3 separate regions of the Mus musculus genome follow, and regions 2 and 3 are each linked to region 1. The links are chromatin loops, found by intact Hi-C in ENCODE. Cell type or tissue: heart. All regions are shown on one strand. Each heading gives the region's core, and the rest is flanking DNA. Links, peaks and the distances in the headings are about the cores only.

Evidence for each region. Peaks named below come from ENCODE experiments on the same cell type or tissue, not always from the same donor. Only the 100,000 strongest peaks of a DNase experiment are listed, where the experiment ranks them.
Region 2: it touches region 1 in a loop (4-fold over the local background); 14 of 42 quality-filtered maps call a loop at or near these places.
Region 3: it touches region 1 in a loop (11-fold over the local background); 27 of 42 quality-filtered maps call a loop at or near these places.

The regions. Positions count from the first base shown.
Region 1 is chr4:141,953,334-141,963,896 of GRCm38, reverse strand. Fhad1 (forkhead-associated (FHA) phosphopeptide binding domain 1) reads left to right here. Exons shown (of 32, transcript NM_177868.4): 9 at 380-484; 10 at 6,215-6,322; 11 at 8,521-8,604; 12 at 9,706-9,855. Among named protein-coding and RNA genes, the nearest start is that of Fhad1os1, 24 kb to the left of the region's middle. In heart, for the core only: a CTCF peak has its summit at 5,513 (motif pointing right); DNase peaks (open chromatin) are centred at 5,046, 5,516 and 6,076; H3K27ac peaks cover 2,412 bases.
Region 2 is chr4:141,870,779-141,881,341 of GRCm38, reverse strand. Efhd2 (EF hand domain containing 2) reads left to right here and starts at 6,422. Exons shown (of 4, transcript NM_025994.3): 1 at 6,422-6,782. The coding sequence starts at 6,475. Gm46874 (a long non-coding RNA gene) reads left to right here. Exons shown (of 3, transcript XR_001784482.1): 3 at 996-1,658. Fhad1os2 (a long non-coding RNA gene) reads right to left here and starts at 61. Exons shown (of 5, transcript XR_003955162.1): 1 at 1-61. In heart, for the core only: a CTCF peak has its summit at 6,337; DNase peaks (open chromatin) are centred at 6,371, 8,181, 9,101, 10,191 and 2 weaker places; H3K4me3 peaks cover 4,294 bases; H3K27ac peaks cover 5,621 bases.
Region 3 is chr4:141,850,636-141,861,198 of GRCm38, reverse strand. Efhd2 (EF hand domain containing 2) reads left to right here. Exons shown (of 4, transcript NM_025994.3): 3 at 517-651; 4 at 1,321-3,057. The coding sequence ends at 1,452. It overlaps Gm35034 (a long non-coding RNA gene), which reads right to left. Exons shown (of 3, transcript XR_003955163.1): 2 at 3,420-3,558; 3 at 3,083-3,268. Among named protein-coding and RNA genes, the nearest start is that of Gm35034, 7.5 kb to the right of the region's middle. In heart, for the core only: CTCF peaks have their summits at 3,610 (motif pointing left) and 7,491 (motif pointing right); DNase peaks (open chromatin) are centred at 528, 2,448 and 3,668; H3K27ac peaks cover 512 bases.

The sequences.
Region 1 (10,563 bases), core at 1,467-9,466:
GCCCATCAGGCTCTTGCTTGGGTTCTGGGGATCCGAACTCCAGTCCTTGTGTTTGCACAGCAAGCACTCAGCCACTGAGCCATTCTCCCAAGCCCTTCAAACCCCTTCTACTGATTGTTTTTTTCAAAGAAATTAATTCTTTTCCTTTATCAAGCACATTGAATATATTAATCAGGGGGTTGGGTGAAGAGAAATCTACTTTGCCTGCAAATGTAGAGCAAAGAAGGCGCTTAGCTGGCTGGTGTGGATCCTACCTGTATGAGTCCCAGGAACACGGGAGACCTGGGGGGGGGGGGGCTTCCATTTAGGAGGCGACTTGCCATGCCTAGTGAACTTGAATTCTCTGTGGTTGCTTTTTTTTTTTTTTTTTTTTTTTAAGCAAATGCAAGACATGGAGAAAGAAGTGAGGAAGCTCAGAGAGGAACTAAAGAAGAACTATATGGGTCAGAACATCATCTCCAAGACGCTACGAGAAAAGAACAAGGTGCGTGCTTCAAGGAAGCTTGATTGTGTCCATGACCACGGGAGATAAACTCCCCCAGCCCCTGTGCAGCGTCCCGCTCCACCCACAAAGCGCCCCCGTGTGGCCGATGCCGGCATCTGCCGCTCCTCTCGGACGGGAGAAGGTAACCCCCGCCCCCCACGCCCCAGCAAGATGCTCAGACTAAAACGGTTCCCGCTTTATCTAAGAGAGACTCGCCCCTACCTGCAGATCCTAGTGGGTCTTGTGTTGCTTTCCTTTCCTGGAAAATGTGGCATCCATTTCAGAGGGTGGCAGCCACACAGGGCTAATCTAAAAGCTAATATAAAACAGAGTTCAGGGCTGGGAAGATGGCTCCATGGGTGAAGTGCCCTGCTGCACTAGCACGGGAATCTGAGTTTAGAGCCCCAGAACCTATGTGAGCTCCGTCAGTGGTGGCACATAGCTGTAATTCCAGCACTGGGGTGGATGGAGATACAGGGGCCCTCTAATCAGCCAAGCTGGAAGAATGGATGGGCTCTAGGTTCAGTGAGAGTCTGTGTCAAAAAAAAAAAAAAAAAAAAAAAAAAAAAAAAAAGTGGAGAACAATAAAAACTCAAAATCCCACTATGAGCTGTGGGAGGGACACATGAAGTCCCACACTTAGCCATGGAGCTAGTGAGGGCTAGTGAGCTAGCCCTCAGCAGTTGAGGGCTACTGGGGAAAGAGTCAGTTTTCTTCAAGGATACAGTCCCTAAGAGGCTGTCCGTGCCCACTGACGACGGGCCCACAGCCAGGCACATATAGACAGCATTGAATGGACACACACATACACACACACACACACACACACACACACACACATTAAAAATAAAATTAACGGGGCTGGAGAGATGGCTAAGCAGTTAAGAGCACTGACTGCTCTTCCAGAGGTCATGAGTTCAAATCCCAACAACCACATGGTGGCTCACAACCATCTGTAATGGAGTTTGATTCCCTCTTCTGGTACAGCTACAGTGTACTCATATATTAAATAAATAAATAAATAAATAAATAAATCTTTAAAAAGTAAATAGAATTAATGTTTTAAAATGACAGCGGCCAGAAAAATTTAGAGATAAGTTAAATCCTATTTGTAAAATTTGCCCAGGAAAGAATGCATCTAGATAAAAACTATCCCAAGACAATGAAAATGGAAACATCTGGGAATGTGCTGAGCCACTGGCTCAATGTATTTCATTCTGGAGAATATCTCTCAGTAGAAATAAATTGACTTTGATTTATCTCTTCATTAAAAATCACCACAGTCATGGCAATAGAACCAAGTGGCCTCTGGGCTATGCATTTTCCTCTAAATGAGGCTTTAGCTGCACCCCACGAGTTCTAGAATGTTTTTCTTTATTACTCGGAACCAAGTCTTTCCCAGTGTCCATTATTAGTTCTTCTCTGACATGTGGCATTTTTGGAGTTATTTTCTAATATCTAAATATATGAGAATTTCTTGGCTGCCTTTTGGGTATTGGTTTTAGCTTGATTACATTGTGTACAGAGATCTTACTCTGGGTGTTTTAGGTCCCTGGCATCAACTGAGATTTTCTTGGTGGTCTGCTTGGTGGCCCACATGGTACATGCTTGTTTCATATGTGCCTACAAGAAGAACATACATTCTGTAGAGGACACAGCGTTCTACATGTGTCTTCTAGGTCAAGTTTGACCATTGGATGGTTAGTTTTAAGTGTCACTTGCCAGCTCCTAGGGTAGCCAGAGATGAGAGCTTAGTTAGGAATTATCTAGGTCTAATTGGTCTGTGGGGTTATCTTGATCATTAATTAGTATGAGAAGAACCAGCCCACTGTGGGTAGAACCATTCCCTAGGTTAGTCCCCAAACTGTATAAAAAGGGAGAAAGCTGAGGCTAGAGAGATGGCTCAGAGATAAAGAGTGCTAGTTTCTCTTTCAGAGGACCCGAGTTCAATTCCTAGCAACCCTATCAGGTAGCTCACAATCACCTGTGATTCTAACCCCTGGAATACCCAACACCTCTGTCCCCCAAGGAACCTGCATTCATGTGTACACATCCCCTAACACACAACACACACATGCACACACACACGTACGTTTTTTTTAAAACTTTCTAGGGTAGAGAAATCTTAATACCAAGCCTCAGTGTGCAGCGTGCATGCATTTCTCTCTGTTCTGACTGGGATGTGATATGGATAGATGCTCCAGTGCTTGCCTTGGCCTCCCCTCCGTAATCGACTATAACTTGGAAATATAAGGCAGATAAACCCTCCTTACCCCGTGTTGTTGTCAGGGTATGATGTTAATTTTAAAATTATTTTTAGTGTTTATGTGTTTAGCCTACGTGTGTATCTGGGCACCGTGTGTGTACAGTACCCAGGGAGTCCAGAAGAAGGAGTTGGATCCCCTAGAACTGGAGTTAGAGATGATTACAAGCCTTCATGTGGGTTCTGGGAATTGAACCCCAGTCCTCTGCAAGAGCAGCCAGTGCTTTCCAAAGTGCTGGGATTAAAGGCCTGCCACGCCAGGCCCACCTCATTGATAGTTTTCATTAGATATTTCCCCCTGTATCCTTTTGGAATTTTTTTCCCCTCGGTTCCTCATCTGGTAAGAATGGCATAAAAGCTATATTATGTCTTCCCAAAATCTGATGTCAATTTTTTACTCTTTTTCTGTTTGTTTTGGTTTTTTCTTTTTTTTTAAAAAAAGATTTTATTATTTTATGTAAATACACTGTAGCTGTCTTCACACACTCCAGAAGAGGGAGTCAGATCTCATTACGGATGGTTGTGAGCCACCATGTGGTTGCTGGGATTTGAACTCTGGACCTTCGGAAGAGCAGTCAGGTGCTCTTACCCACTGAGCCATCTCACCAGTCCCTTGTTTTTTTTTTCGAGACAGTGTTTCTCTATGTAGTCCTGGCTGTCCTGGAATTCACAGAGTGCTGCTTCTGCCTCCTAAGTGCTGGAATTAACTTGCCACTACTGCCTAGCAAGTGTTTTCTCTTTTGATATTCTTTTCACAGTTACTCTAAACATGCACTTTCATCTTATCAAAACGCGGTGTCCATGGGTGATTTCACCCCACTCCCAGATGACACAGTGGTCACCAACGTCAACCCTTTAGCATCGCTGGCACCACAGAGACTTATGTAATGTAAGCACCAGGACCTACACCTCCCTCCACACTGACGCCCCAGAGGCACCCGCAATGCTGTCATACATTCAGTGTTCACACCCATGGGAGCTGCCTTCCCTACGTCCCTGGGTATCCATCCAGGATCCTTCTTCCTCTGCCTAAAATATATCCCTAAGGATTAAGTGTCTACTGATGGTAAAGTCTCTCGGGGGTACATGTGTGCATGCATGCATCTGTGTGTGTGTGTGTGTGTGTGTGTGTGTGTGTGTGTGTGTGTGTGTGTGAGAGAGAGAGAGAGAGAGAGAGAGAGAGAGAGAGAGAGAGAGACCCTCCTTTCTGCAACATACTTTAACGTGCATGGATTTCTCCATTGACTGATTTCCTTTAGCACTCTGTAGACCTATTGTTTTCCCAACTGTAAGTCTGTTACATAATTACTCTTACTACACAGTGGTTATTATGTAACCAATCTCCCTTGCCATTTGTTGAGATTTCCTTTCCCTTTGACTCGCAGCAACCGTGTAGCAACCTTGCCTGAGGTGGGCTCATTTTTCCTTACTTCCTTTGCATTCCTATGTGCTGCTTGCATCTTCCCCTTTATTTATTTTGTTTCATTTCATTTTTTTCCCATTAAGACTGGAGCCTGGGCTATGTACCGAACACAGAGAGAGGCTACTGCAGGCCTGTGACCACACTAGGTTTGTGGCCAGTTCTGCCTGTGACGGTCAGGGCTGTTTCTGGCATTGTGACAATCATTTCTGTCTGTTTTCTTAGCCCGCTCTATGATCTGAAAGCTGTTATGTCCATTTGACAGATGAAGACATGAGGTTTGAGGGAGCAACTCAGAGCAGAAACCATACACTCACTGAGGGGTAAAAACCAAGCTAGAAGCCTCATTTATGGGGCTCATCATTACGGCACTACCACTAGCCACATGTGACTATTGAAACTGAAATTAAATTCATTTCCAAATTCTCAATCCTCCATATTCATATTTAAAAATAAAATGGTATTTTTAAATTCAACTGAAAATCCACCTCCTCCACTGAGCCAGGATGTAAATTTAAAACCCAGTGTCCCTAAGCACTTGTCACATACATCCACACAGGGCCAGTCAGCAGGCAGCCCAGACTTTGGCCATCTAGGCCTTATGAGAGGAAGCTGATTCAGACCCTGTTGCTCATGTCTGAGTGGGTCTCAGCGGTACCATCAAGAATGTTCTAGAAGGAAATAGATCTGAGGCAAGGAGACCCAAGGTTACCAGTGCCCAGTCTGAGGTCTAATCCAGGGTAGGGACCTCTGAGGGCTGAATCCACTCCTAAGCATCTCTTCTCTGTGGCAATGACAGAAGGACAGGGCAGGCAGGACACTTGAGGGCCAGGGTGGAGCTGTGGCTGTGGCTGTGGCTGAGGCTGACTCTGAGGCTTTGGGCTGGGAACCAGGGCGGAGCAGGCCCAAGGCCAGACATTGAAGTCCCTCCCTCCTTAGAGCTGGGAGGACCTTCAGGGCGAGCAATAAAAACCAAAGCGGACTTCTCAGGCAGCCTGAGTGTGAGGGGCTCTTCGCTGCCCCACAGGGCTCTGGACAAAGTGCTGAAGGGTTTGGGGTGTGTATTTGTGGCACACTCCTCTCCAGACCCCAATAAGAGGCTCGTGAGTCTGCTTCAGCATGAAACACCTTCCTTTAAAGGTGTACCCCAACCTCTAATACAGGTTAGAGCCATGGTCCCCAGGGAAGTGGGACAGGAAGAGAAAGGGACCGATGTGGGAGAGAGAAGGAGGGGTAGCGAGGAGTGGGCGTGTTCTGAATACATTATAAACGTGTATGAACATGCCCATCCTGTCTAACATCTAATTTGGAAAAACTAGTTATGAACGGAGATGCAGTGCATCCAATGGCCAGCAGAGGGTAGAATTGAGCACTTTCCCCGCTTACAGGGAGGGAATGAGTAGCCACGCCCCAGACCCCCCATCCCTTTTGAATGCCTTCTGCAAGTTCCATCTCTTTGAAAGTCTTGCTTGGCTGACCTCCCTGAGTGGTCCCCACTAATGACGTATTCTGGACAGTATTCCTAATAACAATATTTACGAAGCCCCCCGTGGACTTAGGGTATGAGAATAATGGAGAAAGGTTTATCTTGCAGTTTTACTTGTGACAGCTAACACTAACACACACGTAGACGTTATAAAAATCTCACCACTTCTCCAAACACTCTTAACCCCATGGTAACTCGAGGCGGTCCTAGAAACATTGCCCTCCCCCACCCCCCAAAGACCGAGTCACAGACCAACAAAACAAGCCTCTGAAGTCACATGACCTATTAGGGACTGCCCTCGGATTCAGGCCTGGGGTAGGACTAACTCAGCCGGGCCCAGGGAGTAAAGCCTGGTGCTTGGCCCCAGGGGACGAAGCCTCATAAGCCAGCTTCCTCACCAGACTCACTTTTGCCCCCTGCCACGTGGGCTGCTGCTCCTGCACGTCCCTCTGGGACACCCCCGCCCCCAGGCCATTAAACCTCATGGAGGGCTCCCCCACAGACCGCCCGCCTCACGGCCGCATTAACAGCAGCCAGCACATGCTTTGGTCATCCTTTCAGGTCGAAGAGAAGCTTCAGGAAGATTCCAGAAGGAAATTGCTTCAGCTGCAAGAAATGGGGAACAGAGAGAACCTCATTAAAATCAATTTGGAAAGGGCAGTAGGCCAGGTAGGAGCGTTCCATGGCCCTCCTTGCTGGGTCTCCTACACCAGGCAGCCAAGTCTGGTGTCAGGATGGGGCGAGGTGGAGTGGGGCGTGATGCCTGGGTGTTCCACCCATCAACAGCTGGGATGTCCTCACTCCAATAGTGTGCTGTGACTGTGACCCAAGACCCTGGCCAGGCAGCCAACCCTGCCCCGGGGCTGCCTGTTCCCCCCTTCTTCCCCCTGGAGAGTTTCTCCTATTGCTTTCAGTGTAGGCATTTTCCCTGGTCTTTCCTCCCCCAAGAGCCCCCCGCAGAGTCTCAGTGGCCATAAGGAAATGCCTCTTTTTTTTAAGTAAGTGAGCTCTGAGTGTCCAAAGTCCATGCTAGACAGAGATGATCCTGGGAAGGGTAGTGAGAGTCCTCGCCTGGCTGGGCAGGAGGGCGCTTTTTCCATCGCTCTGGCCCAAGATGGCCAATGGGCCTTCCACTGTGCAGGATATAAAATGATGTAAGACTTTACCAAGGGCTTGGGGAGAGCCAATGAAAAGCCAAGCACAGAGGCCTTAAAAGCTCTCCAGGACAGCTACTCTGGATTCTCCCTGGGCATCTCTGCTGACACCCCACCTGATGGTGTTCAAGACACACTCTGTGTTCCGAGATGTTTGGCTTCTGTGTCTGGGGGTGGGGTGGGGAACGTCTACTATAACCACTTAGCAGGGTCTCAGAAGGGCTGTGAGTCACCTCAAAAATGCTAAGGACCATAATTCCATATTATCCCGCACCAAGTTCACACAATTTCTATTTCTTTTCTGATCTGAGCTGTAACCAGGTTGTATAAGCAGGCTTGGTCCCCGCACTCGGGACATGGAGAGGTATACTCACTCCATCAAGTGGTGCTGATCACTGGACAGCTGTTCAACTTATCATCAAATAGCACATTACAGCTGTGATTTCTCTAGTAGATCCTCAGTCCCTTGTCCCCTCACACAGTCCCTAGACTGCTCCTTCATCTCCATTGCTCTCTTATAGTCCCCCCTCCCCAAATATACCTGAACTGAGAGCATGGTCTGTGCTCCTTGTCCAAAGGCCTTCATGTCAGCTCCAAGCTGGGTCACCTAAAGGATCATGGGACAGCTCCGTGCATAGATTCCAGGGGGAGGGAGTCAGCCTTCCTCCTGCCTCCTGGCCTTCTCTTTACCTCAAGGCCAGGCCCAGCTGACGTTCTCAGCCCAGCCCATTGTCCCCAGCTCCCAGCACAGCATCTGAGAACCTGTCACCCTATCCCTCTCACTACAAGCAGTCACCTTGCATATAGGGCTTTCCCACCTAACCAACTTCTTGGCTAGTTTGACCCCTCCTTTGGCCATGAAACCGGGAGACAGTTTGGAGCTCCTGGCTTGAAAGTCTCCTGTACTGTCATCATCTCTGTTTTCCCAGGGTTCTGAGTCCTATGGACCGTTCTGTGATTTTGAATATCATCTGGTGGGTCCCCCGGATCCCCTTGAGGATATATGTTAGTCTTCAATGCCCACCCTGTCCAGTGGATCACAGGCATGCACCTTGGGGTACCGTGGGAGTAAATTTCCAACCAGGCTTCTTAGCCTCTGCTTCCTGAGGGAGTCTAGTGTGCCTTAGACTTGGGATTCTCTAAGCTTTACACACAGGGCCATCCCCTCCACCAAACACTAAAAATTCCAACCCATGGGAGGTACCTGACTGATAGGTTTCCATATCCCAGTACCCAGCAAACCCCGCCGGAATGCCCATTCCATGCCTGCACCATGCTGGCTCCAGAGACATAAAAATGACTCACAATGAACAGAAGCTTTTGGACAGCTGATGCCCAAGGCACCTGGGAACACACGTGCGCTTTCTCCTCTCCCTATCACCAATGCTGATCACGTTTATTGGAGCTGAAAGCCTAGCAATTATGAAAAGGCACTTCTGGACCTAGCGTTCCCATTGGCTGACTGCAATAGCCTCTTTGGAGGGCCTTCGACAGGTGTGCAGGGACTGTGTGCCTGGATCGGGTTGGGCATTGAATACTTGAAGCCTGCTGCTCTATTCTGTCTATGGCTCTTCACCCCAGTACGTCATAACCATGAATGACCATTCAGGCATGTGGCCTGAACTCTGAGGTGAAGATAACATTTCACCTTGCCTCTGTCTTGGCAACCCCCACTGACCAGTCACCTCCCCCCTTCCCCTCTTTGTGCCATAGCTAGAGAACTTCAGAAACCAGGTCATCAAAGCCACTTTCGGAAAAACAAAGCCATTCCGCGACAAGCCCATCACGGACCAGCAGGTTAGTGTGGCTGGCTCTCTGGCCACGTGACTCCTTCGCTTCTGTCTCCGGGGATCTGGATGCCAGACCCTGAGAGCATATGCTTGTTTTTGTTAGTGGCACATATTTCTCACACTGTTGCTACACCATAAAGATTTGTTTTGATTTTAGGGGATTTCCTGGCTTTTGAAGTGAAAGCTGGTTTAAAAATCCCTTGCAGTGTTCCTTGTAGAAATCCAGTCCGGCCAGGCAGGCTCGTGGCTGGGCACCAGACACACACTGGTGCTCTGGGAGCAGAGGGGTGACCTGGCTTCGATCCACATACCTTGATTGATCCCTTCCAAAGGAGAAGCTAACCCACAGCAGTGTAGATAGGCTTCGTGGTGTTTGCCTTGTTATCTTTCCAGCCCTTTGTGGCCAAGAACAGGTAAAAAGTTTACAAGTGGGTGGGGGAATTGGAGAAATAGCTCAGTCAGTGAAGTGTTTGCCTTGCAGGCATGAGGACCTGAGTTCAATCCCCAGAACACAAAACACAAAGGTCTATGTGCCATTACATGCTTGTAACCCCAGTGCTAGGGAGAGGCAGGCAAGCAGAGACCCCTGGGACTCAGGGTTCTCCAACCAGGCAGCCTTAGCCTACTTGGCAAGTTCTAGGCCAGTGAGATGCCTTGTTACAGTAAAACCAGGTGGATGGCACATGAGGAATGGTAGCCACAGTGTCCCTCTGGCTTGCACACACACACACAGATATACACATGCATACTTCCACACATGTGCACCATGCCCAGACACAGTACATACACACACACACATACACACGCAGTATTCACACACAGAAAAAAAACACAGGCAGGCAGGTACAGGAAACCATGGCCCGTGAGCGCACACTTAGAGTCAAGTCATTGCTATAAGCATGGAAGGATCTGGAACAAATTCAGAGTGACAGTATAGACCCCAGCTCCCGAGCGATGCGTCCTGGTGACAGAGCACATGTTCCCTCAGAGGCAGCACCTCAGGGCCTGCATCCCTCCCCACCGAGCCAGGACCTGTGCTCCCACTTTGCAGTCCCTGCCTCGCAGAGCAGGCTGCCTTGAGACATCTTACTGTCTGTCCTCTGGCCAGCTGATAGAGAAGATCATCCAGGTCACCGAGGACAACCTCAGCTTCCAGCAGAGGAAGTGGACCCTGCAAAGGGAGACCCATCTGCACCCCAAGCAAGAGGAGACCATGCACAGCGTGGAGAAGCTGAGGGTGCTGCTGGACAAGTGCCAGGTAGCCTCTGGGAGAGATTTCCAGGCCGCTGGCTTGCCGCTGACCCCCCCTCCCCCCCCAGTCTGTGCAACCGGGCAAGAAATTTCCCTCTCCCTGGGATAGGTTGAGGAGAAAGATTCTCCTTTTTAAGACCCCACCTTTGACTCAAAATTGCCTCTGGGGAAAGAACTCATACAGACTTATTTTCTCTCTTAAACTCAAGATATAGCTCGGACAGTAACGTGCTTCCTACACAAGCAGGAGGTCCTGAGTTTGAATCCTTAGCACCCACATAAAAAGATGGGTCCAGCACACACCTGTTGCCCTAGTGTTTGGGAAAGCAGATGCAGAAAGATCCCAGGGAGGGGTGGGGGCGGGTGGTGGTGGTGGGGACTTGTGAGGCACTCAATCTAGCCAAATAAGCTAGCTCTGGCATCGGTGAGAGACACTGTCAAAAAATAAGCAAGGGCAAGGGAGGGGGTAGCTCAGGCGCATGCATGAAGTCCTGGGTTTGATCCACGTGGCCACATAGAGCTGGACGTTCCCCTGCAAGCCAGTCCGTGGGAGGTGGAGGCTCTGGGATCAGGGTCATGCTTAGCTAGGTTGAAGCCAGCCTGGGTTTCCTGAGACCTTATCTCAAACATGCCAAAAAGTTTCTCAAAGTAAATCGGAGAGTGATTGGGGAGGACCCCACATTGACCTCTGACCTGCATGCGCCCCTCCCCGCAA
Region 2 (10,563 bases), core at 2,564-10,563, 84 kb after region 1:
AGCGGGCTGGACTCTCCCACATCAATTCTTTTGTTTGTTTGTTTGTTTTGTTTATTTTTAAATTTTATTTATTTATGTATTTATTTTGGTTCTTCATGACAGGGTTTCTTCTCTGTGTAATCCTGGCTGTCCCGAAACTCACTTTGTAGACCAGGCTGGCCTCAAAGGCAGAGATCTACTTGCCTCTGTCTCCCGAGGCCAGATCTAGTTTACCCCCAAATTCTATATTCCAGTGTAGAAGCCGTATCATGAAGTTTTTACAGCTAGTTCAAAATACATCGGTGGGTATACCAGAGAGGCGGGTACCGTGAGATTGGCGTTTGCCATAGGCTCCAGGTGCTGTCTGATGGCATTCTTAGCTCTTGGATTGGTGGAAGCTGGTAGTCTGTTAAGTTACTAGATTCCCAAAGATTTTCATGTATCAGTCACAGGACGTTAGTGGGGCAGGGTGGGGGTGGGAGTGGGCATATGGTCTGGCTGTTCCTGAGAGCTAGAACTAGCCCAAGGTGAAGTAACTAAGTAGCCTTTGGAACTGCGACATTCCAGTCTCCTCAGAGAACTGTAACACTAACCAACCAATCAGGCTCTGCGGGGCACAGCTTCTTTCCAGGAATTTGGTTCACAGAGGCAATTCCTCAGTTGAGGTCACTTCCTTCCAGATAGGTTTACGCCAAGTTGACAAAAAAAAAAACCAACCCAGCACAACCACCAACACACACACATACATACACACACACATATACACATATACGCACATATACATACATACACACATACACATATATGCATGCACATGCACACAGATATATGCAATTAAAAACAACCACAACTAAATCTTAGAATATTGAGGATCAAACACAGGGACCCACAAATGCTAGGCAAGCATTCTATCACTGAGCTACACCCCCAACCCATATGCAAATAATATGAAATCTTACCTCAGGTCAACTCATAATCTCCCTTTGCATATTTACCTCCCTTTCTTCCTGCTCCAGGCAGCGGGGCCTCAGGAGCCACTACCTACCTTCACTGCCCCCACTGAATGGCCTCCAGATGCTGTAAGAGATTGAAGAGAAAGATTAAGATTCCCTTCCCCTGCCATCACCCCGTCGCCTCAAGTGAGTGTTTATGGTATCCCTGGACATTGACGGCTAAGCATCATCTCGGTCCATCTGGGGCTTCCTGATGACTGAGGTCTTTATGAGGCTTTCCTGATGACTGATGATTAATTAGTATCCTGGCATTCCTGAGTGCTAGGCGCATGCTCTAGGCTGCATGCTCTGACCCAGGGTTATCTCGGAAGGCCTCACTAATCCCTTTCTTGATTCCCCCAGAAGCTCAGGGCTTGATGAGACCACCCAGTTCTGTCAGACTCTGGAATGTGCCCCCAGTGGTCACGCCCTATTTCTTCCTTCTGTCTTTTCCGTGTACGCAGGCACAAGTGTGCATGTGTATATGTGTGTGCATGTGTGTAAGGGGTGTACCCATATACTCACGAGGAAGACATTAATTGACTCACTCTATCATGCTATCATGCCCTATTTCCATGAGAAATGATCCTCACTGATCTTTGAGATAGGCTGGAAGCAACCCCCAGTAATTCTCCTGCCTCTACCAACCACAGTGCTAGGGACTATTTTTGACACAGGGTTTCTGTATGTAGCCCTGGCTGTCCTAGAACTCACTATGTAGATCAGGCTGGCCTTGAACTCAGAAATTCGCCTACCTCTGCCCCTCAAGTGCTGAGATTAAAAGCGTGTGCTGCCACATCTTCCTATAAATATATATATAAAGTTTGGATGCTTGTGATTCGAACTCAGGACCTCATGCTTGCATAGAAACTGTTCTTACCCACTGAGCCATCTCCCAGCACATCCCTTCTCTTTTTCAAAGTGCTGTTGTTTTCTTAATAAGACTTCATCCCTCCCTAGGAGACAGTTATACAAGTAAATGTGGGAGTCAGAAAAGAGCCCTATCAGTGATGACTAAGTCTGCTTAGCTCCCTCCCCACTTGCAAGAGCGTCAGAGTTGGCTCTCACTCGCTCAGCCTCCATAGAAATCCTTTGCTGAGGGGGTGATTTTTTTTTTCCTGAAGATCATTCTTCCCTCATGACCAAATGCTAGAATGTGCCACCAGAATAGATCTTCCCTGCTGCCAGACTCCGTGCTCACTACACAGAACTCATGGTCATTATAAAGCGACTCTCCTAATGAAGAGCCAACTGGTGTTTCCTGGAAGTTCTATCTCCAGTCTGTCTCCAGTCAGAGCCTATCAATCGCCTTTGCTTTTCGTACCCTCGCCATTGCTTTAGTGTCTAAAAGAGAAACAACGTTTCCCTGAAATCCAAGGACTCCCAAGAAGGAAGGGAAAAAAATCGAATGAAACATAGTCTCCAACTTGCAGCTCCGGTGCTGGTTTTAGCAACCAGCCCTCCAGCAGGACCACAGCCCACTGCCTCTGAGATGGGTGGGGCAGTAAGGACCTGCCGCACCTGTCACAGAGCCTCTGAAATATGAGGAAGTTCACCTAGGGCCGGGAGATAGGTCAGCCGGTAATGTGTTTGCCATGCAAGTGTAAGGACCTGAGTCCAACCCCTATCACATTTATAAAGAGTCTACTCCACAACTTCCAGGCTAGTGAGAAATTCTATCTCAAAACACAAGGTGAACAGTGACTGAGAAATGACAGCCAACGACCTCTGGCATTCATATGTATGTGCATACATACCACACACACACACACACACACACACACAGAGAGAGAGAGAGAGAGAGAGAGAGAGAGAGAGAGAGAGAGAACCCAAGAGTTGTTTACAGAGCTTTCCAACCTGAATATAATGCTCCATGCATTAATCTCAATACTCAGTGGGCTGAAACTGGAGGATTACTAACAGTTACAGGCTAGCCTGAGCTATCTAGTGAGATCTTGATCAACCTGGGTTACAGAGTGAGACTTCTGTCTCAAAACAAAACAAAAGAAAACAAACAAAACAAAACAAAAACAAAAACCCCCAAAACCTGTTGAGAGAGTTTAGCAGGTAAAAGTGCTTAGCTAAGTGCCGTCCCTAGGTACCACGAAAGGAAAGAACCAACCGTTAACAATTGTCCTCTGACCATCACTAACACATGCCCCAAAATAATAATAATAATAATAATAATAATAATAAATAATAAATAATAAAATTAATAAATGATTTTTAATGAATTAGGGAGTTGCTCACCCAGAAGTGTGTCCTGAGCTGAAGCAGCAAGGCTCCTGTGATGATCGCTTTCCCATGATGTCACAGATACGGGAGAAATGGGAGAAATCCCGTTACCTTGTATAAGGTGTCCAGCCCCAAGATTTTACCCATGCAAGCTAAGTAGGATGTTAACTAGAGCTTAACACACAAACTCTCTTTAAAGAATTCAAACTTGAACCCCAGATTCATCTCATATGGATTACTTCTCAAGACAGCAGACCCATCAGTTGCTCTCATCACAGAGAAGTCAAAAAATAGATGCAAAACTGCTCATAGTGAAGGCACTTTGAGTCCCGCAGCACTATTAGATGCCATAACTTAATGCCCAGAGTGCAGCAGATACCTGTGATCACAGCCCCGGAGAAGCTGAAGCAGGAGAATCTCCAGTTTGAGGTCTACCTGGACCACATGGCAAGTTCAAATCCTTGGACTGAAAAGGGAGACTATCTCAAAAACAAACCAAGAAATGAGTCTGGTGATATGGATCAGACAGTAAAGCATTGGGCTAGCAGGCGCAAAGCCCTGAGCTCAATCTCTAGCATCATATAAACAGCATCTAAGGGTGCAGATCTTGTTCTCCCAGCATTTAGAAAGCTAAAATATCAGAAATAGGTCATCTTCAGCTACACAGGGAAGGGGAGGCTAGCCTGAGCTACTGACATCTGTCTAAAATAAATACATCACCCTCACCTACACAAGGAGGATGAGGCTAGCCTGGGCTACCGACATCTATCTAAAATAAAGTCATATGTTTATGACTCCAAGGCTCACCAGAGTTTTGAAAGTCACCTATGCACTTTATGAAGACAGTCTAGACAAACCTAGGCAAGTGCAGATGTAATTTAAATGTTGAAATCTCTGTGTGCCCCTCCCCTATCCTTGGTCTCTATTAAATATGTAAACTGTGTTTCTTTTAAAGCAGCTAGACTGAACTACCCAACACCAACTACTTGTAACTCCCTTGGTCTTTAAGAAATCAAAACTCTCTAAACTTAGTTAGCATCTTTATCAGACTTAGCAACCTTACAAAAAGTTACATTTTTCTTTTTCTTTTTCTTTTTTTGTTTACTCTGGTAATCTTTATTAAAAGTTTAATTTAGAACATTAAAGCAACACAATATGGTTTGTTTGTCCAAATATTACAGATTTTTTCAAAAACTTCCTTTAGTGTGTATAAGTTAAGAAAGCGTATTATACCCAACATGATTTTCTACGGGGACATTTTATAGCAGGGTTTGATGCTAACACCAGCTCTACACATGCAATGACAACTGGCTGAGGCAGCTGATAAATGCTTCTGAAACACACAGGAGTCATTGTCTTACTCAGGGGACCTGGGGTCTTCTGTGAAACCATGCTTCTGAAAGGCTGAGCAAGGTATAACTACAGATTTCTTCTGCATCCATTATACTCTTTCAAATACCTTTTCCTTCAACAATGTTTGTGAACACATCAACAGTTACTGATCAGGTGTCTTCCTCTAAGCATCATCCTGTGGCAGCCAGCAGCTTCTCTGGTCCCCTCTGTTTTCACAGTGTCACTTTTTAGCTTGTGCTTTCCAGGTCTTCTGTACCCTGCCTCTGGGAGTGGGCAGTATCTGGGTACCCAGCATTGCCCTGTTATCTTAGTGATGCATCTGTGTCGGAGACTCTTGACTCCAAAGAGCAAGGCTTCCCCCAGGTGCTTGTGAAAAGCAGCTTTTTGGATCCCAGTGACAAAGGACAGGTCTGTCAGTCTAGGTAGAGCCTGGAAATCAGCATTATGGCTAGTGACCTTGCAGTTGATGCCAGAACACCATAGCTTTGAAGGTTTAAGAGTTTGTTACCGCCGGACAGTGCACGCCTTTAATCCCAGCACTTGGGAGGCAGAAGCTGGCGGATTTCTTGAGTTCGAGGTCAGCCTGGTCTACAGAGTGAGTTCCAGGACAGCCAGGGCTACACAGAGAAACCCTGTCTCAAAAAACAAAACCCCCAAAAGAAAAACAAACAAACAAACAGAGTTTGTTATCTGTCTATCTATTATCTATCATCTATCAAGGAGGGAGTCTTACTATAGAGCCCTGGCTATCCTGGATGTAGACCAGGCTGACTGAACTCAGAGACTGGCCAGAGATTTACTTTAGTTTTAAGTCTGTGTGTGTGGGGGAGGGGTATATATGCTCATGAGTGCAGATGCATAAGCAGGCCAGAAGAGGGTCTAGGATCCCTGGTGCTGGAGTTACAGGCCTTTCGTGACTTGCCCCTCTCTACCCGGACCCTACACGGATGCTAGGATGTCAGTCCTCCACAAGAGCAATAACCACTCTTAATAACTGAGCCTTCTCTTCAGACCAGCTTTGCTGTTCTTGAAGTGACAGACTAGATGACAGAGACAAATTCTCTCTGAGCTCCTCCTTTCCAGCTCCCCCCATTCCTGACGCTTTGGGGAGGAGGTCACCCCTCTGGGATCCCCATCAAAGAGGCAACATGGAGATCTCTCTGAAATCCCTCTGAGGTGGAGAGTCCCAGGCATCCGCCGGATCAGGCAGCTATTGTGCTGAATCATCGTGTAACAGGACGACCCCCTTCCCCTTTCCCAGTTCTTTGGGGACCTTGAGAACTGGTAGGGTGCCATCTCCCTCATAGCAGCTACCCCACTTTTGAATGACGCCAGTCATGATAGCCCTGGAGACAGTCTCAACTGGGCTCCAGTGCTAGGGTCCACCTTCTTCAGATTCCTGCCACCTTATCAAGAACGCCCAGCGGTTCACTACCAGTGGTCTCCATGGCAACCGACAGGGTGTCAGAGACACAAACCCCTTTCAGAGAACGGGTTGAGAGCCGCGCCCCTCTCCAGTCCCTGAACACACAGCCACCTCCTGCGAGCGGACCCTCTTCCCTCCCGAAGGGTTGGGACACCCCCTTCCCAGGTTCCTTCCAGAGGGCTCCTGGGACTCAGCGTCACCCAGAGGTCATCAGAGAGAAGTTGATGGTTTTTCACTGTGGGGGAGGGAGGGGAACGATGATGAGGAGCTGGGGAGCGGAATGCACTTGACCCCCCTACCCCCCTCCGGGGATAGAGAAGGACCCGGCACGCGGCAAAGGCGGCGGGAGCCAGCCCGGGGGCGGGCGGTCCCCTAAGTCCCACCTTCAGGGCGGCGCCTGGCGGCGGGGAGTGTCAGGAAGAGGAAGAGCGCGGCCGGGAGCGCGGCGCAGAGCAGGGGCCCGGCCGAGGCAGCGCTGCGCGGGCCACCATGGCCACGGACGAGTTGGCCAGCAAGCTGAGCCGGAGGCTGCAGATGGAGGGCGAAGGCGGCGAGGCGACGGAGCAGCCGGGGCTCAACGGGGCGGCGGCGGCGGCGGCGGCCGAGGCTCCCGACGAGACTGCCCAGGCGTTGGGCAGCGCGGACGACGAGCTGAGCGCCAAGCTGCTGCGGCGCGCGGACCTCAACCAGGGCATCGGCGAGCCACAGTCGCCCAGCCGCCGCGTCTTCAACCCCTACACCGAGTTCAAGGAGTTCTCCAGGAAGCAGATCAAAGACATGGAGAAGATGTTCAAGCAGTAAGTGCCCCTGCACCCGGTTCCCCACCACCCTAGACCCGGCCTCGGGCCCTAACCTCCCGTATCCCCAATTAGATTCCCCCAGAACCCCGTCTCACCAGGGTGGGGAACTCTGCTGCTTTTCTAAAGAGCCACGAGGCTTCCAGACCCACCACCCCAGCACGCAAGTGGATCTGGGGAGCTCCCGTTCCTGACATGTGACCCCTCCTCCTGGTGATACTGCCCTCGGAATAGCCCACGCGGATTGGGGGCTCCCTGAGGTTCCTTCCAGATAATCGCAGGTCCCCAGCGAGTCACTACCACCACACAGGGTACCGACCTCCTTCCCACTGTTAATGTTACTGCACCCACCACCCTACACCCAAACATATCGAGAAAGGGAGAAAGGGCCGGTGGCTTCCCTTCCGCTCCGTCCTAACTACTGGACTCCCTACCCCCACCGCAATAAGGCAACCCTACTGCCTCTTAAGGGGACATTCCCCCCGGCACCCATGCCAGACTTGTGCCTTTTACTGGGTCCTTTAATTTCTTCTGCTTAGTTATGGACTCTCTCCTACTAGGTTGGGTCCACAACCCCCTCCCCCCAACACACACACACACACACACACACACACACACACACCCTCAGCTATACTATGTTTACTTACTGTGGGTGAAAACTCTTCAGGCCTTTCCATTCCCGCCCACCCTGTTGACCAGGTTCCATTTCCTTAACACTGTGCGGTCTTGCTAGGGAAGGGCTCCTCTGTCCCTGTCCCCCAGTCTACAAACATGTAACTCCCCTATCATCAGGACAGAGTCCCCTGGGACTTAGCCCCTCTTCATACACTGTGAGTCCACCTTCCTCCCCTCCCTCCCTTCTCCCCCATTACCCCGCCCCCCCACCTCGAACCCCTTCACTCCGTGGTTGTGCAGTGGTGACTCCCCTGCCCTTTATCAGAAGGCAGCCCTCTTCCCCAGTGACAGTTCCTCCCTTCCCAGACAATCCCTGGAGCCCATTCTCTCTCTATGTGCCCTGCCTAGGGTCTCCAACCCCTGCCTTCTACTTTCTATGATTCTAAGCTGTACCCTTACCAGATTAGGATGTCCCCAAGACCTGTGGGCTCAGCCATTCCACACCCCCACAAAATCCAGCAATATGGAGATGGGGGAAGAGTACCCATAGGGGTAGAGAAGATGCAAGTGCCCCTCCAAAGGACCGGCCTCCCGTCTTCCTAGTAAGCCACCTATGTTCCTGGAAAGGAAATGGTCCTCCAGGCACCAGGCTGGAGCGGATCCCAGAGGGGACCAAACCACAGAAGCTGAGCTTGGGGTGGGGTACGCAGGGAATCCCAAAGCAGAAGACAGCCAGCAGATTGAGAGCCCCAGCCACACCCCACGGACAGTGCCCAGACACCCATCAGGAAGCCCGGAAAGGGGGCGTTCCCTCCAACCAGGGTCCAGAGAGGATTTTCCCATGTCCCACTTCCTTCCACACCCACAGCCAGTCCTCATAGGGAAAGAGGACGTTAGGTCCCAGCTATGGGTGACTAGAAGCTTCCTGATGCCGCTATAATGCACCCCCCAAACTTCTACATGGAGGTTCCAGGGCAAGAGGATACCCTCTGACTTCAGTCTCCACTGACTGACCAGGCTAGAACGGCAGGAATCCACACTCCTTGCTTTTGAACCTTAGGGCAACGGTGACTTCCAGGTTGATCCACCCTGTGGATTCCAGAGAGTTACTTAGGTGTCATAGATCTCTGCAGAGATAGGGCTGGGGCCTCCCAACAGTCCCGTGACTCAGGACTTTACAGCTACCAAATGATAGGATCAGGATTCGAACTCGGACCGGTAGCTTCAAAAGCCATGGCCTTCCCTTCTGAACTGTCTCTCACAGATACCTGTGTCAGTGTCTCGAAACACATCCCAACACCTCTTTGTGTGTGTGTTCTGTGTGTGTGTATGTGAGACTGACCTCCCCCCTCCACCATCCACCACCAGCCCATTTTACATTTCCTCCTTCTCTTATCTTTCGGCAGTATTCTTATCCCCCATACCATGGCGCTGTTTTAGGGAACCCAGATACCCCCAAAGAGCAAGCTCGGGAGAGACCACTTTGATTTGCGGGGAACCCGTGGGGAGAATGGTCTGGAAGCTGTGCTGTACTGTTTTACCCAGGCTGTTTTGGGGGGAAGCAGTTTAGTTGAGAGGTGCTTAGAGGGTGCTGGCCTCCTCAGAGCTACCTCTTGGCACTAGTGCTGCACGCTGGGGTGCTGGGAGGGGTGACAGGGTAGGAAGGGGCCAGAAAGCTGGACCTCAAGAGAAGGAAGTGCCACTCGCCAGGGTCCCTGGCTGGGGCGCAAAGCTGCTGATGTTGTATTCAGGGAAACAAGGCCTCACTGTGCCCCATGAGCCCAGCCCAGCCGAGTCCGGCTGGACACAGCCCCAGAAGGCTTCTCAGAGCACAGAATACACAATCTGCTTCCACTGTGCAAGTGGCTGCTGCCTCCTGGGGCCCAGCAGGTCCCAGGATCTCAGCCAGGGCTCTGTTGAGAGCGAGTGCAGGGAGGAAGTGGAGCCGGTGGCCCTGGAAAGCGGAGCTGGCTCTTCCTTGGCAGCCCAGAGCTAGGAGGCCGGGCTTCCCACCTCATCGGGAATCCCACCTCAGGTCCTTGTCGGCCCTGGACCTCAGTCTGCCCCAGTGCAAGAGGAACAGGCTGTGTGTGATGATCCTCAAAGACACGCCTGTTCTAGCCTCGTTTCTAAGGGGTCTTGAGCACTGATGCTCTCTAGAACTGCTTCGAAGTCTTCTGGTCCATCCATTCAGTGTGGATGAGGACAGTGATCGAGGGAGAACCCGAGGAAACAGCAGGCTCTGCCACCTACTGCTGCCTGCTGCCTCCAGCCCCATTTTACAGACAGGAAAACTGAGATCCAGAAGGGAGAAGTGACCTGCTTGGGATCATGGGTTTTCCTCCAAGTGGGGCCTAGGGATGACACATACTGAGTTCTGCCTGCTGTCAGGCATAGAGGCACTGCATCTTAGAGCCTGTACCCCACCCTCTCACACCACACCCCCGCCCCTGTGGCCTCAGACTTTATCCCTCCTCTCTCACACACAGCCTCCTCCCCTCTCTTTGCCCACTCATCCAGAGTTGTTTTCTAGAAGTTTCCAAGACAAAAAGGCATTGGACAGATCCACAAAATTTCAGGGATGGCTACCGCTGCTGAGCTGTTAACAGCCCGGGGAGAACTCTGGAAGGTTCTGTAAGCTGACATCTGCCTGGAAGGTGTAATTGTGGATGAACTGTGGAATCCGAGGAAGGTGCCCTAGTTCCTTGTTCTGTCTGGCCCGGCACTGGCCCTACCCCTCTGCCCAGCCTCCTCCCCACCCACTTCATCTCATGACCCCTTACGTCAGACGGCCAAGGTTCCCTTTCCTTTTGGCTTTTCCTCCTGGGGCCACCCGGCCTCCTCTCTCTTCCCTTCCTGGTTGAGTCTGCAGCCCTACAGGGCTGTACACCTAGCTGCATGGGGACTCAGAGCACATTCCTTAACCCTTTCTGGGGCTCTTTCCCCACCTGATGTGCTGTCAAGTGCGTAACCTAGTACTTGGCCCAGAATCAGTACTTACTAAGTTGCTGTCATCATTGTCCCAAGCTCAGCATATGCCCTGGCCCTGGTGGCAGCCGTCAGCGCTGGTCCTGAGGTTGCTCAGAACGAGCCTCTGGCTGCCTCCACTTCCCCCCAACAGAGCTGCCAGCCTGTTAGGCTGGCACTGGCTCTTTGCTTTGGGCCA
Region 3 (10,563 bases), core at 1-8,000, 100 kb after region 1:
AGTTGCGGATATGGAGTTGCAGATATGGACTTGTGGATATGGGAAGGGAGTTGCTCTGGCATGAGTCAGAGAGGTGGTGTCCAGGGCTTCTTGGGTTGTATGTTTGGGGGTGACAAGAGGCCAGGGGGAAAAGTCAAGTGGTCCCCGAGAATGGCTTGGGCTCAGAGAGCATCCAACCGAATCCTTCCAATGCTGAAGCCGTTTGCCATCTCCGAACCATCATCCGTACTGCAGAATGGGAGTGTGGGCCCTCTAAGGCTTTGTGAATGCAGGGCAGCTTTGTGTTGAGGAACAGTGGGTGGCAAGTAGAGACAGGCTGACGGTGGGAATTCTGCCACCCAGGGTCCTGGCAGGACAGACCAGGAAGGTAGGGGCCAGAGCCCAGCCTATCTTGACTTCCGGTCCTGCAGGTGAGCACTCGGCCTTTCTGCGGAGGGATCTGAGCTGAGGCTTGGGTGTGGCCTTGGACTTTGTTCCCTTTTCTCCCTTGCTGACCCCTGTGCCCTCCCTCCGCAGTTCCTTCTGATCTTCCGCAAGGCAGCAGCAGGGGAGTTGCAGGAAGACAGCGGCTTGCACGTCCTGGCCCGCCTGTCCGAGATCGATGTCTCCACAGAGGGCGTTAAGGGTGCCAAGAACTTCTTCGAGGCCAAGGTGAGAAGCCAGGGACTGCGAGGTCCAACTGTGCGACGACACAGCTAAGACAGGACTGTGCCAGTCCCTCCCCGTCCCTCTCAGGGCTGCAGGGGAAAGGTGGAGCTGACTTTTCCTGAGGTGTGCAGGGCCATCAGGCTCTCTGGAGGCCCCACCCTTGCCAGCCCCAGCCGGGACGAAGCTGTGGGCCTTCAGACCATCTGCATACACAGCCTCTCCCTCTCCCTCTCCCTCTCCTCTTCTTTCTGTGAGTGTGCGTGTATTCTCTCCATCTCTCTCTCTCTCTCCTCTCTCTTACTCTCTCAGAGAAAAATGGTCTCGAATACCCCAGGCTAGCCTTGAACTTCATATCCTTCCGTCTCTCTTTTCCCCAGAGCTAGGATCACAAGTGTTCAGCACCATACCTGGTTTTCTGAAGTATAGCTCAAAACCAGGATGTCACCCATGCCAGGCAAGCACTTTACCAGCTGGCTCTATCTCCCCTCCCCCGCCCCCCAGAAAGCCCCGTGGTCAATTTCTAAGTGTGTGCCAGGTTCTATATGGAGAAACTGAGGCAGAGAGGTGACTATGGCTCACCAGGGCCGGGGTCAGAAAGGATCCCTGGGAGAGCAGCTCCTCAGGCTGATGTGGAGACCACGCCCCTGACCTGTCTGTCACCCTCGCCCCCAGGTACAGGCCATCAACGTGTCCAGCCGCTTTGAGGAAGAGATCAAAGCTGAGCAAGAGGAAAGGAAGAAGCAGGCTGAGGAGGTGAAGCAGCGGAAAGCGGCCTTTAAGGAGCTGCAGTCCACGTTCAAGTAGCCAGAGCCAAGGCCGAGACCTGGCCCTGCCCCGTGTGCGGTCTGGGGGCACGGGTGGGTACAGGGGATCTGTGGGAGACTAGCTCCCAGGTCCTGCTCTCTGTGCCCGGACCACTACTAAAAACCGCAAACGATATGTGACCCGATCTCATTCAGGAGTCTCCTCGGTGGTTGGTCCCTGCCCTGCCCTCTCCTGCGGTTCATGCGGCTGTGATGCCAGCCAGCAGCATCCTCTCTGGCCATCCCTACGTGTCTTGTTCTCTGGCCACCTTGCTGCCTGCTCTAGCCCAACTTCAGCCCATTCACGCCCCTGCCTTTGGTACCAGCTACTTTCTCCACCCACCCAACTCCCCTTAACTATAGGCCGCCCTGCCATGGTCCAGCAGAGAGTGAGACCCTCCCCAGGACGCTTCCTTTCAGATCAGGCCCCATCTCTGATGGAAGTGGAGAGACTCTTCTATTAGTGAGGAGATCCGGGGACTCCTACATTAGTGAGGAGATCCAGGCCCTAGCACTCTAAGCTGATTTCAATGGGGCCCAGCCAGGCAGGGTGAAGGCCACTGTGCGAATCTACCTCACAGGCTACACTCTGCCAGGCATGCCTTGGGGATGTGAGTGATAGGGTTCCGAGGGGAGGGGCAGAAATGTCACCCTCTGACAGCCTACCCCCGCAGCAAGCTGAGGGTCCCAAGGGGCTGTGGAGAGAGGGGTGGGGTCCCTAAGGGATTGGCCTTTTCAGGGTGGACCTCAGCACTCTGCCTTGACTCCCCAAGGAGTGCCTGACGTGTTTATGTTCACTGGCAGTAGGACTCGGGGCCGGCACCCCTTTCACACTCTCCTTCCTTGGGTTTGTCACCCGTGATGGCACCAGCCTGTCGTGCCCACCCGTAGACTCGCATGGGGACTCCCCAGGCCACAGTGAAACCCGTGCCGTTCCTCTATAGCTCCATGTGCTTGCTCACGTGTGTGTATGTGCGTGTCCGTTGCTGTGTTGTGAAACTGTGACGTCACCCAGTCTAAGTGAATGGCCACCGGGGCCACCGTTATGCAATGTTCAGCGTGTCACTGCTTGTGAAGCTCGATAACTCTTTATTTTACTACAATGTCCCCAGAGTCCCTGGGACCCCTGTGGGACTTGCAAAGGTTTTATTTTTTCGGTCTTAGAACCTATGAGAATCGGAGGGGCCGAGCCAAGCCCAGCCCAGCCCAGCTGCCGTGGCCTTGGCTTGCGTTTGCCTCAGCGGATATGTTTATACAGATGAATATAAATTCTCTTTACTTTTGGCTGTTTGCATTTTATTTTTGGTTCCCCCTCTCAGTACCTCCCAAAAAAAGAAAAAAAGAAAAAAACTACTTCTTCATTCGGTGGTACGATTATTTTTTTTAACTAAAATGAGATAAAATTCTATATTCTTATGTGTGTGTGGTTTTTGATGACTAACTAGAAACAAAGGTGGACAGGATCAGGATGAGGTCGCTGGATCTGGGCCGTCACATCAGGAGCCTGGGGAGGAAGGCACTCCTGCTGGAGAGCTCTGTCCCTTAGCATCTACAAACACTCCTGATCTAAGCACTACCTGTATTAAACTCATTTCATCCTTAAAGGAGCTTGCCGAAGGAGCACTGTTTTTGAATTCCTTTTAATGATAAGAACAGGGAGGCCTGAAGGTCTTCGGGTACACAGACCGATTGGGGCAGCAGGATTCGGCTCGAGCCTTCTTCATAAGGCCACCTGCCTTGAGATTTCACAGAGACTGTCGGAATGATGGTCAGAACAGATGTGGTACACACCTGCTGTCATCCTGGCCTTCCAGGGGCTGAGGTGAGAGGAAGGAGAGTTCAAACCTCGTTGGCCTGGACTATGCCACAAGCCCCAGTCTAATAGAAACTATAGCAAAGTATTATGGGTACAGAGGTTCAGGATCAGTGAGCCCCGCCCCCAACCCTGGCACGCACACAGATACCCACCATCCTCAATGCCCTTGGAGTGCTGGAGCAGCTGCAGTGGTGAGATCAGCCGCTGCCTGTGTGGGGCCCATGGCATCCCAGTCTTCATTTGCTGGACTGAACTGGGATCTCCAGGTCTTTCTAGACTTGTGGTTACAGCCTAAACCAAGTGGGGGAAGTTTCTGATTTGTCTGGATGCTGCTGCCCCCGTGCGGCCAGGAGTGGAACTGCAGCTTCCGATGGCGCTTTGCACCTTGAGCTTTGTCAGTTCAGCCCTGCCTGGGAAGGGCAATGTTCTGGGGGGAGGCATATATCCTGGGGTACACCATTCCTCACGTGCTACCCAATACCTGACGTACTACCACCCACCACTAACATTTTAAGCCAGGCATCTCCCGTCAGTATCTTTTTGCGGGGGGGTCACTGCACACAGTGGCGAAGCGATGCAAGTGAGTTTAGCAATGAAACTCCGATCAGCACAACTTCACCAGTTCTGGGCCAAAACCTCTGGAGTCTGATGCCATGGGATTTGCTTTTTGTATATTTTTAACACAGTAAAACTTCGGCGGGGGGAGGAGTTCCCACATGGCAACTGCCCCAACAAAGCTTTAGGCAGGGCTACATCGAAATTCCTTTGCTAATAAGTACATCTCTAGAAAGATCACCTTGTGGCCCTTCCACAAGAATGAGTTCGACTGACTGAGAAACAGTGTTCAGGAGTCAGTCTAGGGGATTCGATTTTGAAAACCTGCAGGTTTAGCAACTGTGTTTTTTCTAGTGCTTTTCTGTGACCGAGTACCCTCCACACTCATCCACTAGGGATTCTCAAACTGGCTCGTCCAGGAGTTCTCAACCATCTTAATGCTGTGACTCTTTAATGCAGTTCCTCATTGGGGGTCAATGTGGTGACCCCCCCTCCCCAACCAGAAAATTATTTCGTCGCTACTCCATAACTAATTCTCCTCCTGTTAGAAATCCTAATGTAACTATCTGCTATGGAGGATATCTGATATGCAACCCTTGTAAAAGGGTCGTTTGACCCCCGTGGAAGGGCCGGGAGAACCACCGTGCTAGTCAGGCAGATTGCAGAAGGGGAACAAGATGAAAAGGACCCCCGCTTCCATTCACGCCACAGCTGGCCTGGCGCTGAGCGTGGGCGGAGAGCCCTCAGACTCCTAGGCCAGCAGGCTGACTTTCTGGTGCCAGAGCCTCAGCTATTGGGGACCTCAACCTTAGTCTGCCAACACCCCACCCACTCAGAGGCCGGCAGAGAAAGCCAGCGGAGAAATGAGGTGGTTTCAAGTGACCCAGTTCCCAAGAGAAACCGCTCCAGAAACCATCCGACGAGCATGGTCTGGTGGCACGTGTCTGTAAGGCCGACGCTGAGGAGTCAGAGATGGGAAAATCGGGAGTGTTGAGACCAGCCAGGGCGCCATGGACCCATACTGGAAATAGGAGCCAACTCCACCAAGTTGTCCTTTGTCCTCTATATGTAGGCCGTGGCACACGCGTGTAGCACACACAAACATACATATAACTACATGTAATTGTAAAGTTTTTTTTGTTTGTTTGGTTTGGTTTGGGTTTTTTTGTTTTTTTTTTTTTTTTTGTTTTTTTGGGTTTTTTTGAGACAGGGTTTCTCTGTGTAGCCCTGGCTGTCCTGGAACTCAGTAGACCAGGCTGGCCTCGAACTCAGAAATCCACCTGCCTCTGCCTCCAGAGTGCTGGGATTAAAGGCCCGAGCCACCAAGCCCAGCTGTAAGGTTTTGGTTTTGTTGTTGTTGTTGTTTTGTTTTGTTGTTTTTTTTAACCCAAACAAAAGCCTCCCCTGGATCCCCATCTTTTCACTAATCCTCTTTACTATATTCAAGCCACTCAAATCTCCATTGCTTTCCCAGCTCCCTCATGGGACTCTTTAAAAGGGGCGGGGGGGGGCGGGGGAGGGGAGAGAAGGGCTGGAGAAATGGCTCAGCAGTTAAGAGCGCTGGCTAGTCTTCCAGAGGTCCTGGGTTCAATTCCCAGCAACCACATGGTGGCTCACAACCATCTGTAATGAGATCTGATGCCCTCTTCTGGTGTGTCTGAAGACAGCGGCAGTATACTCATATATACATAAAATAAATAAATCTTAAAAAAAAAAAAAAAAGGACGAAGTGGCTCACCTTGTAGCCCTGGTTGGCCTGGAAATCTCTGTGTAGACCAGACTAGCCTCGAAATCTACCTCAGTCTCCCGAGTGCTGGTGTTAAAGTTGTGCACCACCACAGTCAACCCCCCGTTGAACTAACCACTCTACCTCACTGATCTGAAGCTCGACAGTGAACCCCCAAAACTCTGAGGCCACCATTCTTCCCTGTGGTATTTGAGGAGTTAAAACCTTGCCAGCTTTAGGGAACAGAGGCAACGGCTGCCACCTCATCTTGTCAAAGCAGCCAGAGCCCAGAGTCCCCATCGCTGACACCTGTTCCTTTCTCAGGCCCTTGCTCCACTTCCTCCCCCAAAACCTTAGCATTGCTTCTCTGGAGGCCAAGGACATCACCTGGTCACACCCCACCATCCCCACACATCTTTTGTGGTTACTTTTCCATCACAGCTGCTGGAAGTCTGTGAGTCTTGCAGCGCGGCAAGACTTGCCATGAGATCTCAGATCCCGAGAGTCACACTGTGGGCCCTGGAAATGAGGGCTACGGTGGCACAGAATGGAGCACTGTGACATTCTCAGTGCCTCCAGTTTATTTGAACGTGGGATCAGCAAAGGAGGAGAAACCTTATTTCCTGAGTCCTATCCGGCTTCCACCTAGAATAGATCTCATGTCCTGCAGAGCTCCAGCCAGGCATCAATCACCCTTGTTGGTATCAGGACCTCCAAAAACAGTGACACCACATAGGCAGGACCCGAACACGTGTTGCCAAGACAACACTATATTCCCAGAATCCACTTGGCTCAACCACCCACCTTTAACTGTCACTATATCATCACCCATATATAAAGAAAGGCCCCCCTGATATCTCTCTCTCCCCCCTCCCCTTTTCTTTCCCCTGCCACCTTGCCCCTCTCTCTCCCAATAAACCTCAAATGCAACTCTTTGGCCTGGTGTAGTCCCTCTGAAGCCGCGCAACGTTCCAGATCATAACCCAGGAATCTTTATGCAGGGGAGCTGCGGAGTCCAGGCAGCCATCACACCCAGTGCAATGGTAAAGCCGCCACTGCCACCAGAGAACCAACTCCATGTGGATGGCTGCCACAGCCATCACTGCCTGAAGCCACTGCTACACCACATGGATTTCCACTACTGCCGCGCTGCAAGACTCACAGACTTCTACCACATGAGCTGTGCTGCCCTGGTCCACCCTGTGGGGCTAGCTTCTGCTGGGCCCGTACCAACCACTCAGTTCCACGTTTCCATTTACCAGTTTGCTAGAATTCTTGCACAGATAACGCAATATTGATTGTTAAGGTCAGTCAGCAGGAGGGCCCCTAATTTCCCAGATAGAGCCTGGCTAGCTTTTTCTGGGGGCTAAAGGGTTAGCATTTTACAGCCTCGCTTCCCAGCTGACATACCAGTTAGGACATAGACCCCTTGGGGGACCATTTCCCTTGAAAGTGGCTCTCATCCCCCCCACCCCCCACCCCCCGTGAGCTCTTGCAGCCATTTAAGGAACCCCTGGGCCCAGAGTAGAGCCCTTTCTGGAAAGTCCTGGACTTACTGTGTAGCCTCTAGCGGGGCCCTAGTGACGACTTGGGCCTCTAGCCTGGCTTACTTCTTTTTGGTTATTGAATTCTTTTAAGGACACCAGTACAATTAATCCAATAACACACACACACACACACCATAGGTGCTGCGATGTCTTTGAATGTACCTCCAGGCATCCCACTAGGATGTCTCCTAGAAAATCTCAAACCTTTGAAGCTAACACCTGACTTGAAGGCACCAAGATTAATATACCTCTGCAATAAGGTCTGGATTCAGTACCAATTAGATAATAGTTCCAAATGCCACTTAATGCGACCCTAGATCCAACTTCTCTCCAATCCCTCCATTGCTCCTCTTGTTCCCCAACCCAACTTCTCTTAGCCATGAAACCTACACAACGTCCACCAGATGGCGCTACAACGCTAGATCCAGCTAATGAACTACCTCCTTTCCATCAGAGACCTGTTTCCACGCCGCTGAAATCCCAAACTGCTTGCTGCCTCAGTTTCTCCTTCCCACCAGGATACCCCAGAGCCTACTAGCTCGACCTCTCCAGATGCCCCCTCCTGTGCCAGCCGCAGGTCACTCCAATCAACCTGAATTGGCACCTACCTTCACCCCTCCTATCATGCGCTCTAAGACCACAGCCAAACCCCCAAGTCCTTCTCCCCAGGGGACACCTGACCCAGCATCGCTCCTTCCTCTAAGAGATGTTGCTGGGGTAGATGGTTTTGTCAGAGTACATGTTCCTTTCTCGTTGAGTGAACTTTCTCAAATAGAGAGCAGACTGGGTTCCTCTAACTCCTCCACCTTTATTAAAGAGTTTCAATACATTACTCAATCTTATAGCTTGACCTTTCCACGATGTATGTTGGGAGCCGCCCCCACATTCGCCGTCACAAGATGGCGCTGACAGCTGTGTTCTAAGTGGTAAACAAATAATCTGCGCATGTACCAAAGGTATTTCTCCACCCCATGTACTCTGCTTTCCGACAACTCGGCCATGGGCTGCAGCCAATCAGGGAGTGATACGTCCTAGGCGAAGGATAACTCTCCTAAATAGGGACGGGGTTTCGCTTTCGTTTTTGGGGCTTGGGGCTTGCACTCTTGCTCCTGAAGATGTAAGCAATAAAGTTTTGCCGCAGAAGATTCTGGTTTGTTGTGTTCTTCCTGGCCGGTCGTGAGAAAGCATGCAAGAGTTGGTGCCGAAATCCGGGACGAGAAAATCCGGGAAGAAAAAACCCGGGACAAGAAAACTCGGGACGGGAGTTAACCATCACCGGCGCAAGGAAGATTCCTCATTCCGGAACCAGAACTGCGGGTCACGGTCATAAAGGTTCCCGTAAAACAGACTGTTGAGAAGGATTCAACTGCGTGAATTCAGAACTCTTCAGCTGGGGAACAGGGTACCCGTAAGTATAGCTTTACAAGGTAAGTCTGGCCTTGAACTTTCTAACGAAATTCAAGACAGTCTATCAGAAGTAAAGTGGGAAATAGCTTTACAAGGTACGCCTGGCCTTGAACTTTCTAACGAAATTCAAGACAGTCTATCAGAAGTAAAGTGGGAAATAGCTTTACAAGGTATGTTTGGCCTTGAACTTTTTCTAGTGTTAGGAGCCCTTTTGTTCCTTTTCACATGTTATCAAGCGGTTAAGGCAGGGCTAAAAATTCTGGACGGAGTTCAAGGCAATCTATCAGAAGTAAAGTGGGGAGAGAGAATAGGAGCAAAGAGAAAATATGGTACACAAACTAAGTATACAGGCCTTTCCAAGGGTCTTAAACCCAAGGAAAAGTTAAGGTCAGGTAAGAATACCTGGGGAGAGATTGGAAGGAAGGAGAAGAAAAAAGAAAAGAAAAAAGATCAATCAGCGGAGGTTTCTAGGAGAAGGAGCCTATACTCATCACTAGGTGAGTTCAAGGAGCCAGTTCTTAGTAGTTCTGAATCAGATGAAAAGGCTATTAGGGCCTGGAAGGCGCTCTCCCGAGCAGGTGAAGCCACTGGACAACTAACAAAGATCGTCCAGGGACCTCAGGAGTCCTTCTCAGATTTTGTGGCCAGAGAGACAGAGGCAGGCTCTTGCAGCCTACAAGGTCTTATTGTCCACCCTGGAGTTGTAGATCAGGATTATAAAGGGGAACTTCAGGTCCTCTGTTCTTGTCCTCAAGTTGTCTTTTCTATATCACAAGGGGACAGAATAGCTCAACTAATAATTTTGCCAAGCCTACATGGCTGTTTTTTCTTCCTCTGGTATTCCTAGAGCTGCCAGAGGGATTGGTTCTACTGAAAGTGATTCTGATTACTTAATAATGCCTTTAGATTGTTGTCAAATTTTATCTACTCATGTAGGGGTAAACCCTCGTGGCGTCAGGCCATTACAGGTCTGGCAAATGGATGTCACGCATATTTCCTCCTTTGGGAGAAATCAATATTTACATGTTTCTATTGACACCTGCTCTGGTGTAATGTTTGCCACACCTTTAACAGGTGAAAAAGCCTCACATGTGATTCAACATTGTCTTGAGGCATGGAGTGCTTGGGGGAAACCCAAACTCCTTAAGACTGATAATGGACCAGCTTATACATCTCAAAAATTCCAGCAGTTCTGCCGTCAGATGGACGTGACCCACCTGACTGGACTTCCATACAACCCTCAAGGACAGGGTATTGTTGAGCGTGCGCATCGCACCCTCAAAGCCTATCTTATAAAACAGAAGAGGGGAATTGAGGAGACTCTACCCCGAGTACCAAGAGTGTCTGTGTCTATGGCACTCTTTACACTCAATTTTTAAAATATTGATGCTCATGGCCATACTGCGGCTGAACGTCATTGTTCAGAGCCAGATAGGCCCAATGAGATGGTTAAATGGAAAAATGTCCTTGATAATAAATGGTATGGCCCGGATCCTATTTTGATAAGATCCAGGGGAGCTATTTGTGTTTTCCCACAGAATGAAGACAACCCATTTTGGATACCAGAAAGACTCACCTGAAAAATCCAGACTGACCAAGGGAATACTGATGTCCCTCGTCTTGGTGATGTCCAGGGCGTCAATAACAAAGAGAGAGCAGCGTTGGGGGATAATGTCGACATTTCCACTCCCAATGACGGTGATGTATAAGGCTCAAGTATTCCCCTGCTTTTTTACCACTAACTAGGAACTGGGTTTGGCCTTGATTCAGACAGCTTTGGCTCTGTCTGGACAGGTCCAGACGACTGACACCATTAACACTTTGTCAGCCTCAGTGACTACAGTCATAGATAAACAGGCCTCAGCTAATGTCATGATACAGGGTGGTCTCATGCTGGTTAATCAACTCATAGATCTTGTCCAGGTACAACTAGATGTATTATGGCAAATAACTCAGCTGGGATGTGAACAAAAGTTTCCGGGATTGTGTGTTACTTCCATTCAGTATGAGAAATTTACTAGGGCAGCTAATTTGTCAAAAAGTCTTTTTCAGTATATGTTA